Linked DNA regions of Homo sapiens: region 2 is linked to region 1. Evidence: read pairs that join two places in POLR2A ChIA-PET (ENCODE). Cell type or tissue: A673. All regions are shown on one strand. Links, peaks and the distances in the headings refer to the core of each region. The heading gives the core; the rest is flanking DNA.

The links. ChIA-PET counts read pairs that join two places held together with the same protein. Peaks named below come from ENCODE experiments on the same cell type or tissue, not always from the same donor. Only the 100,000 strongest peaks of a DNase experiment are listed, where the experiment ranks them.
Region 2: POLR2A ChIA-PET joins it to region 1 with 6 read pairs; 3 of 35 experiments call an interaction of 5 or more read pairs at or near these places.

What each region holds. Positions count from the first base shown.
Region 1 is chr14:60,661,269-60,665,671 of GRCh38, reverse strand. No RefSeq gene overlaps it. Among named protein-coding and RNA genes, the nearest start is that of SIX1, 14 kb to the right of the region's middle. In A673, for the core only: no CTCF peak of the experiment used is centred there; a DNase peak (open chromatin) is centred at 2,511.
Region 2 is chr14:60,755,110-60,759,512 of GRCh38, reverse strand. The region is part of intron 1 of MNAT1 (MNAT1 component of CDK activating kinase); the gene reads right to left. Among named protein-coding and RNA genes, the nearest start is that of MNAT1, 23 kb to the right of the region's middle. In A673, for the core only: no CTCF peak of the experiment used is centred there; a DNase peak (open chromatin) is centred at 1,762; H3K27ac peaks cover 3,110 bases.

The DNA.
Region 1 (4,403 bases), core at 99-4,098:
TGACTCTCATTCATGGAAGCCTCCAACTTTGGCTTTATCTGTCTTGGCTTATCATTTGTCCTCAATGCAGGAGTCAAATGGGCTAGTAAAGTAGTACAAATGGTACCCGCATTTATGAAATCCCAATAGCAGCCAAATACATTTGATGAAAAGAACAATGTGATGCCACATTATAGACAAACATGAATCCCAGTTTAGCTTTAAGAACCGCAGCTGTTGGAAAACACCATCTCCTGGGCAGCTGCTTTGGCTACTGTCCGCAATTAATTTAGCAGAGTCTCAAAAATAGAAAGCAGCCTCTGTTCTGTTATATAATAAACAGTGCTTTATTTGAAATGACAATATTTACTTTTCCTATAGTGAACTCCAGCAGTCTACTAGGCAGTGGGCAAACAGTAGAAATACCTAAAATGGAAACTTGAGAAAGCAGTTTAGCTAGTACAGTTTATTTTCTACTTGACCAACAAGTAATTAGAAGAGCCCCTCCACGTTACTCACATTTTATCTAGTTTGTACAGGATCATGGGTTCCATGTGACTTTATGATCACCATGCACATCTTTCTTGTTTTGATGTGTCTTGAAATATGCAAGACAGATGTGAAATAATGAGGTCTCCAATATTCAAGTGTTTAAGCAGAGCTGAGGGCTGTCCCATCAAGAATGTTTTCTAAAGGATTCTACTAAGATTGGCAGGTTCAACTGCCAATTGACTTCTCAGCCTCTTCCAACAGCAAAGAGTCTGGCGTCTATGTTTCTATTATCTCATTTTCAAGTTATCTTTAAAGGGAAAATATTATAAATTATGATTATTAATTTTTTCAGTATTTAATATCTTTTATAAATGAGAAGCTGTGATTTATGTTATTTATTATAAAAACCCTTTATAAACCTTTATAAGCAAAAAATGACCTCTATTTGCAATGTAGAAAACCACTTTTTTTTTTTTTTTTTTTTTGAGACGGAGTCTCCCTCTGTCGCCCAGGCTGGAGTGCAGTGGTGTGATCTCTGCTCACAGCAACCTCTGACTCCCGGGCTCATGTGATTTTTCTGTCTCAGCCTCCCAAGTAGCTGGGACTGCAGGCACGTACCACCATGCCTGGCTAATTTTTGTGTTTTTAGTAGAGACGGGATTTCACCATTTTGGCCAGGCTGGTCTTGAACTCCAGACCTCAGGTAATCTGCCTGCCTCAGCCTCCCAAAGTGCTGGGATTACAGGCGTGAGCCACTGTGCCCAGCCTGGACAACCACTTTTAACTTCTTCATACAGTCTATTTTCTACTCCTTTTATCATATTGTGACAACTCTCCAGAGCTTCTCCATTTCTTGCAAATCTTGAGGGAGGGCAGGTCTAATTGAGTCACAGTATTCCACAGGGGTCATGTACAATGAAGAGATGTTTAAAAATTTTTGGCCTTTTAAGCTGGCATTTAGCTAGCAATACTGGATACTCTGCAGTGTTCATTGGATGATGAGATTTGCTTAATTTTTGCAACGGTGCTTGGATTTTCTTCAGAGGTTTTTCTTTCTTGTCACTCCTGATCTGGTGTCACTTCCTACTATCTCATTTAGCAAGACCAATCACTTAAAAAGGACAAATGATTTCATACCTAATTACTAGTTAGAAACATTTTAATTCCTACAAAATTCTTCAGAAACCCAAAGATTCTCCTCCCATCCTGCCAAAAATCTAATCTACAAGTCCTCTTTAGAATGGTACAAAGAAAAGTAAATTTTGATTAGGTAAAAATTTGAAGTTTAGATTTTATTCCTGCTGATTTGTTATGCTCTACTCTTAGGCAGAGTGGATGTTTATTCTCAAAGGATAGCCCACCGACCAGTTGCATCAAAATTATCTGGGGTGCGGCCAGGCACGGTGGCTCATGCCTGTAATTCCAGCACTCTGGGAGGCTGAGGTGGGTGGATCACCTGAGGTCAGAAGTTTGAGACCAGCCTGGCCAACATGGTAAAACTCCATCTCTACTAAAAATACAAAACTTAGCTGGACATGGTGGCGAGCGCCTGTAATCCCAGCTACTCTGGAGGCTGAGGCTGGCGAATTGTTGGAACCCGGGAGGCGGAGGTGGCAGTGAGCCGACATCGTGCCATTGCACTCCAGCCTGGGCAACAGAGCGAAACTCTGTCTCAAAAAAAAATTATCTGGGGTGCTTGTTAAAATGCAGATTTCATGGTCCCACTTTAAACCGAGGGAATCAGAAACTCTTGGGGCAGGGTCCTGTAAACTGTATTTTATAAATGCTTCAGGTCAATTGCATGTACATTACAGTTTGTGAAGCATTGCCCTAAAGATCAACCAAATTCTTAATTTCTAGTGTATCTTATATTTCTTCTCCTCAATAAGCCAAAGAAAGAATTGTAAGCATTAAAAGTACAGGCCAAATCTTGTCATAGAATGTGTATTCTATTGTAACTCTGTTTATGATCACTTAATAGCTTCTGTGTGGGACAGTTAAGCTGTAGTAATTACCTCATGGTTCTGTAATCTGTATGTCTCCTCCCACATGACATTTGTACCAACTAAGACTATGGCTTACTTCCAGACAGAATGGAAGAACTACCAGATCTAGGTGGGCTGATGCCACTTCATGTTACATCGTTTTTCTTGGTAATTTAAAGACATTTATCAAATTTCTCACAAATCTTGACCCTGAATTATAGAGGAGAAAAATATTTTACAAAAACTCACTAAATCCAAGTCACTTTAATCACTGACCTCTTTGCGAAAAATTGCCTTTTAAATAAATTGGGAAGGATCTGGGATTTATAGCTCTTGCCCCCAAACTGCCTCTGAATTATATTACCTTAAGCAAATTATGCGACCTCTCTGCCACGGTGTTTTGGATTTTTTTTTTTAAACAGGGTCTTGCTCTGTTGCCCAGGCTGAAGTGCAGTGGTACAATCATAGCTCGCTATAGCCTCAAACTCCTGGGCTCAAGTAATCCTCTGGCTACAGCCTCTGCAGTAACTGGGACCAGAGACACATATCACCATGCCCGGCTTTTAAAATTTTTTTGTAGAGACAGGGTCTCACTATGTTTCCCAGGCTGGTCTTGAACTCCTGGGCTCAAGTGATCCTCCCATCTCAGCCTCCTAAAGTGTTGGCATTACAGGCTTGAGTCACTGTGCCCAGCTCTTGCTATGTTTTTGTAATAGAGATAATCACTGTTTGTAATAAGGATGATATTTCCCAAAATTTTGAGATGGATGAGATCAGGCTTGTAAAATATTACATGTTCTTGAATGAGGTATGGTAAAAGAAATGAAAATTGGGCTGTGTGCAGTGGCTCACACCTATAATCCCAGAACATTGAGAGGCTGAGGTGGGTGGATCACCTGAGGTTAGGAGTTCAAGACCAGCCTGACCAATATAGTGAAACCTGGTCTCTTCTAAAAATACAAAAATTAGCTGGGCATGGTGGCAGGCACCTGTAATCCCAGCTACTTGGGAGGCTGAGGCAGGAGAATCGCTTGAACCTGGGAGGCGGAGGTTGCAGTGAGGCTGAGATCGTGTCATTGCACTCCAGCCTGGGTTACAGAGTGAGACTCCTCAAAAAAAAAAAAAAAAAAAAAGAAAGAAAAAAGAAAAAAAATTATTACTATTCCTTGTATAGGCTGTTAATGAGTTATTAACCTATCATTAATGAATCTGCCTCTTGAAGTATTTCACTTCTTGTTTTTTCAGGCTTACTAGAGTGATGCAATCTGCTCATAAATTTTCCTGGAGTATTTGGGGAACTTTAAAATTGAAAAAGCAACATAATCTCCCTCCCAAACACACATGCACACACACATATGCATGCACTTGCACTCCCTAAGACCACAGCGTGCATCTTTATCTTCACTTTCTATTGACTAGATTGATTGAACTTACTAAACCATTTGGGTCATCAAAGCCTCAAGTGCCTTGGGTTAGCTAAAGTATCACAAAGTCCACTAGCTCATTAGCAGTAAACCCTAATGTAGCAAAGTGATTAGAAATAAATTATTTACTTGATGTCATTTGGTTGTAAAAATCATCCTTCCCATTTATAGTTTCAGTTGCAATTATGCAAAACTGTTATTTTAAAATTTTGCTCATTCAAAATTAAGGATTTTTGAGAATCTGATTAGACACAAAGCAAAACCAACACCTATCTGCATATCGCCATCATTAAATTCTTTAGTAATGAGGAACCCCTAGTTGGCTCAAGAGAATGTTTAAAGATTGTTCCAATATTTTCGATTTGCAGAGTAGGAAAAAGGATTTCAAAGTATCATTGAGTCTACTTGTTTGAAACCGATTAGCATACATTGTTGTGTTATTTTTAAAGTTAATTTTATAAGCACAAGATATGTAACCTTTATGAAAAAAGAAAAAACTGGAAAAAGAATCAGAATCTGGTAT
Region 2 (4,403 bases), core at 117-4,116, 94 kb before region 1:
TTACCAGATCTAGCAGTTTTTCAACAAAACTGAGAGATCCAAATTTTTACATGATGTCTCCTCATTTTTACATGTTGGCAACTAATTCATTTTTTGTTTTGTTTTAATTTAAATGCTGTGCAAGCCAACACTCCAGGGCCAAACAAAATTAATTTCACCCTCAGGTTTCAAGTTTCAATCTCTAGGAAAGGTGCTGGAAGCTGAGGAGAGAGAGAAGAAAGAAAAGTAAAATAGGCAGAGACCAGACCAGAAAAATCTTTACATGATAAGCTAAGGAATTTGGATTTTTAGCATATATTACAGTAGCATTTTTCAGGCTTATATTTCTTTAATAACAGAACTCTTTCTTCATACTAAATGTTACCCAGAAACCTAATATGTAAACAGATAAATGGAGACTGCTCTAGTTTAAGGGATGACAATGAGCAGCTGCCTCAAACAATCTCTCAGAGTTTCAGTTTGAAATCTCTCAGGCAACACAGTTTGAAAATACTGAACTACAGGATGATGTGGGGTCTGTGTGTCAGGGATTACATAAAGCCAGAGGAAAACGTGGTGCGTCTTCCTAAAACATCAATTTTATGCAAAGGTTAGGGGTATGAGATAAAAAATTAGGAAGGCATATACTTTTTGTTTTAATACTAACAGAAAATATTAAAAAATTAAAATCTTACATGCATTTTTAAGGTCAACCAAAACTTCAAAGGGGCTTTCAAAGCGACACTTCTAGTTGCACCTCCAGACAAACTAGGGGTACAAATTTGTTTTCCTCCATTGTTAATGTTACTTTTTAAAATGTGAGAAGCATTGGTGGAAGACACAAGAAACCACCAAAGAAGTTTAAGCAGGAAGTATCATGGTTAAAAGGGGAAGACTATTTTTTGTTTTGTTTTCTGAATTTGGGGGTTTTTTTTTGGAGGGTTGGGAGGAGTGGGCGGTAGTAAGCAGTATCCATGTTAATTAAGCTTGAAGCAGTCCTCGGCCAGGAGACAGTTGAAATAGTCCAAGTGGACCAGGCAACGTGGCTCACACCTGTAATCCCAGCACTTTGGGAGGCTGAGGTGGGAGGATCACTTGAGCCCAGGAGTTCGAGACCAACCTGGGCAACACAGTAAGACTCTGTCTCTACAAAAAGATAAATTAGCCAGGTGTAGTGGCACACACTTGTAGTTCCTGCTACTGAGGAGGCTGACATGAGAGGATTGCTTGAGCCCTGAAGTCAAGGCTGCAAGAAGCCATGATCTTGCCACTGCACTCTCACCTGGGCAACAAAGCAAAACCCTACCTCAAAAAGAAAAAAAAAAAAAAGTCCAAGTAGAGATAAGGAAGACATAGACTACAAGGGGAATAGGATAAAATCTGTAATTTGGAAGTTATTAAGGAGACAGTTATGGGCACAACTTCGTAGGGCTTAGAAATAAGCCTAGTACATATAGTATGACCTCAGATTTCTTATTTGAATATCTGGTATATTTGTTGGTCCCACTGCCCTCTACCATCTAAATTATGCTCCTTAGATGGTTCCAACAACACTCATCATAACAATTATTGTAGTGTATTGTAACATTTTGTTTGTCTATCTTCCATACTTAGCAATGAGACCTCAGGGCAAAAATTACCTCTGATTCAACTTTGCATCATCAACTCCTTGTACACAGGAAGTCATAAAATAAAAATTACAAAATAAGTAAAGCATCAGAATCAATACACTGCCAAGAGCAGAAAAAAACCTAAAAGCACGGAAATGCATGAACAGTTTTCTCCTATTTCCTATTCTACATATGTTCTAGTTAAGGACAGAAAGGGAATCTCTGTGACTCATCAGTATTTCTCAGACAAATGCCACAGGGGTAAAAATTTGGAAAGTATTAACTGAAACTAAATTATAGTTTGTCTCCTATATTCTGATGTAAACTAGGAGTAACATGAATGATATTCTAGGAAATCTTGCCCTAAAGCCCTAAGCTCATAGCTGCTGTTTGGTTCAAATGCTTAGGAACAGTCTATTAAAAATATCTTTGAAACAAAATATAACTTTATCAAACAAGACATTTCAGTGTCTCAATTGATGACCAGAAAATGTCAAACATTCTAGCCTGTGTGTGGGTGTGTGTGGACAATAAAAAAAAATGCACTAAAATACTGCAAAATCTGGAACTGCATTTAGATAAAATTTTCATAGTGGCTTGATACAGTCTATATATTAATATAACTTGGAATTATCACCAAAAACTGAGGAAAGAGGTAAATAAGAGTAAGAAACTGTCAGATCAGTATGTATTTCCATCTCAAACACCAATCCCTCCAGATTCCACAAAATAAATTACTCCATACACCGTTAGTTTTAAACAGGAAATTTTTAGCTTCTTAGTACTCTGTGTTATGTTTCTGAACAACTTCTGCAGTACCAGAAAGTTGCATATGATTTCTTCAAACTAACAAGTCAAATAGCCTGTTCTCTCTCAGTGAAATGTGAGAGCCAGTCACTTGGGAACTCACAGCTGATGACATCTTAAAATCAAGTTCTAGTCCAGGTCAAATACACTAATGGTTTAACCAAGCCAAAAACTAAATTCAAGAGAAACTGTAGGCTACTACTTAAACTGGAAGTGAATATCCTGTTGTCATTTACCTCCAAATACAAGACAGCATGATTGATTTTGCCCAAAAAAACGCAAGGGCATTTATACATTTTAAAAAGAAACTATATGGCATCAAAATAGACATGGCTCTATTTTGTAAAACACATTTCTGTATTAATAATTAAATCCCCAAAAGACCACAGCTTTAGGCCACAGGTATATAGCCAGAAAGAGCACATGAATGACACCTTTGTGAGTCAAATGGTATCTTCCCAGTAACACTAAAACTTTATACTTGCTTTATTTTCATTTTAATTGATTTCCAGTTGGCAGAAGTTCCTACCACTTACATCAAGATTTTTCCATCCTCCAGCTTAACTGTTAAATGGTAAGCAATCCATAAGACACTGTGAAGTATAAAAATATACTATTTTTTAAAATTCTTCCATGATCACTCTTGAATATTCAGCCTCCTTAGTAATGGGAAAAGCACTTCTTAGCTCATACTCTATAAAAGTTCAGAATTTCATGTACAATAACGCATGTTCCAAGAGTAACAAAACATTATCTGACAGTAACTTTTCCAGACAAGTGTAGCATACTCCAAAATGCAGAAGTTCTATTCTAAACTTTTTTCAATATAACTCTGTCTTTAATGCATATGTTCAACAAATGTGTATGGTTGTGTACTATCACTGAAACTTTCCTTAATGACATAGACAGCTCGTTATGAACAGAGGTTCCCACATTGTGCTATATGTAAGTTAACAAAACTCAATCTTTCTTATCCCATAGTCCATTAAATAGGCTATCAAATAATCTAAGCATCATAATGAAAGAAATAAAAAGTCTACATTTCCCAAAAAAAGACAAGTATTTACGTTTCAGAAGCATTACACAATGGCATCACATCATGTGCATACTTACACAAATTCACTTATATATGTTCAGCAAAAAGAGACAGAGATACATTTTTAGAAAGCGGTCCCATTTCCCCAGCCTCTCCTCTCAGTGACTATCTCTATACCCCAGAGTAATCATAAAATGAGAGATGTCACTCTGCTGTTCCCTCTGTTGCACTCAGTTTCAATGCCTCTCCTAGGACAAGCATCTTATTGGACTATATATGACAGTGTTTAAAGGTAAGTCTTTTCAGTATAATGCCAAAACAAGAGCCAATTACTTCATCTGCTGTTCAGGTGAGGAATACTGATTTATTACTATGCTGGAAGGAAAACTGGCTGCGCTAGGTTTAATGAAAAATTATTTACCCATATGGACAATTTCTGATCCTTAATATTAAGGGTAATCTTCACTATATTTTCTGCTTTACATGACTTTAGAATACAAATTCCAGGCTGTGTGCAGTGACTAGCCTACAATCCCAACACTTTGGGAGGACGAGGCAGGAGGATGGCTTGAGCCTAAGAGTTCAAGACCAGTATGGACAACAAAGCCTGACCCTGTCTCTACAAAAAATAAAAAATTAGGCCAGGCACAGTGGCTCACGCCTGTAATACCAGCACTTTGGGAGGCCAGGGCGGGTGGATCATGAGGTCAGGAGATCAAGAACATCCTGGCCAACATGGTGAAACCCCGTCTCCACTAAAAATACAAAAAGTAGCCAGGTGTGGTGGCACGTGCCTGCAGTCCCAGCTATTCTGGAGGCTGAGGCAGAAGAATCACTTGAACCTGGGAGGCAGAGGTTGCAGTGAGCTGAGATCACTTCACTGCATTCCAGCCTGGGCAACTAAAAAAAAAAAAATTAGGTAGGCATGGTGGCACACACCTATAGTCCTAGCTACTTGGGAGGTTGAGGCA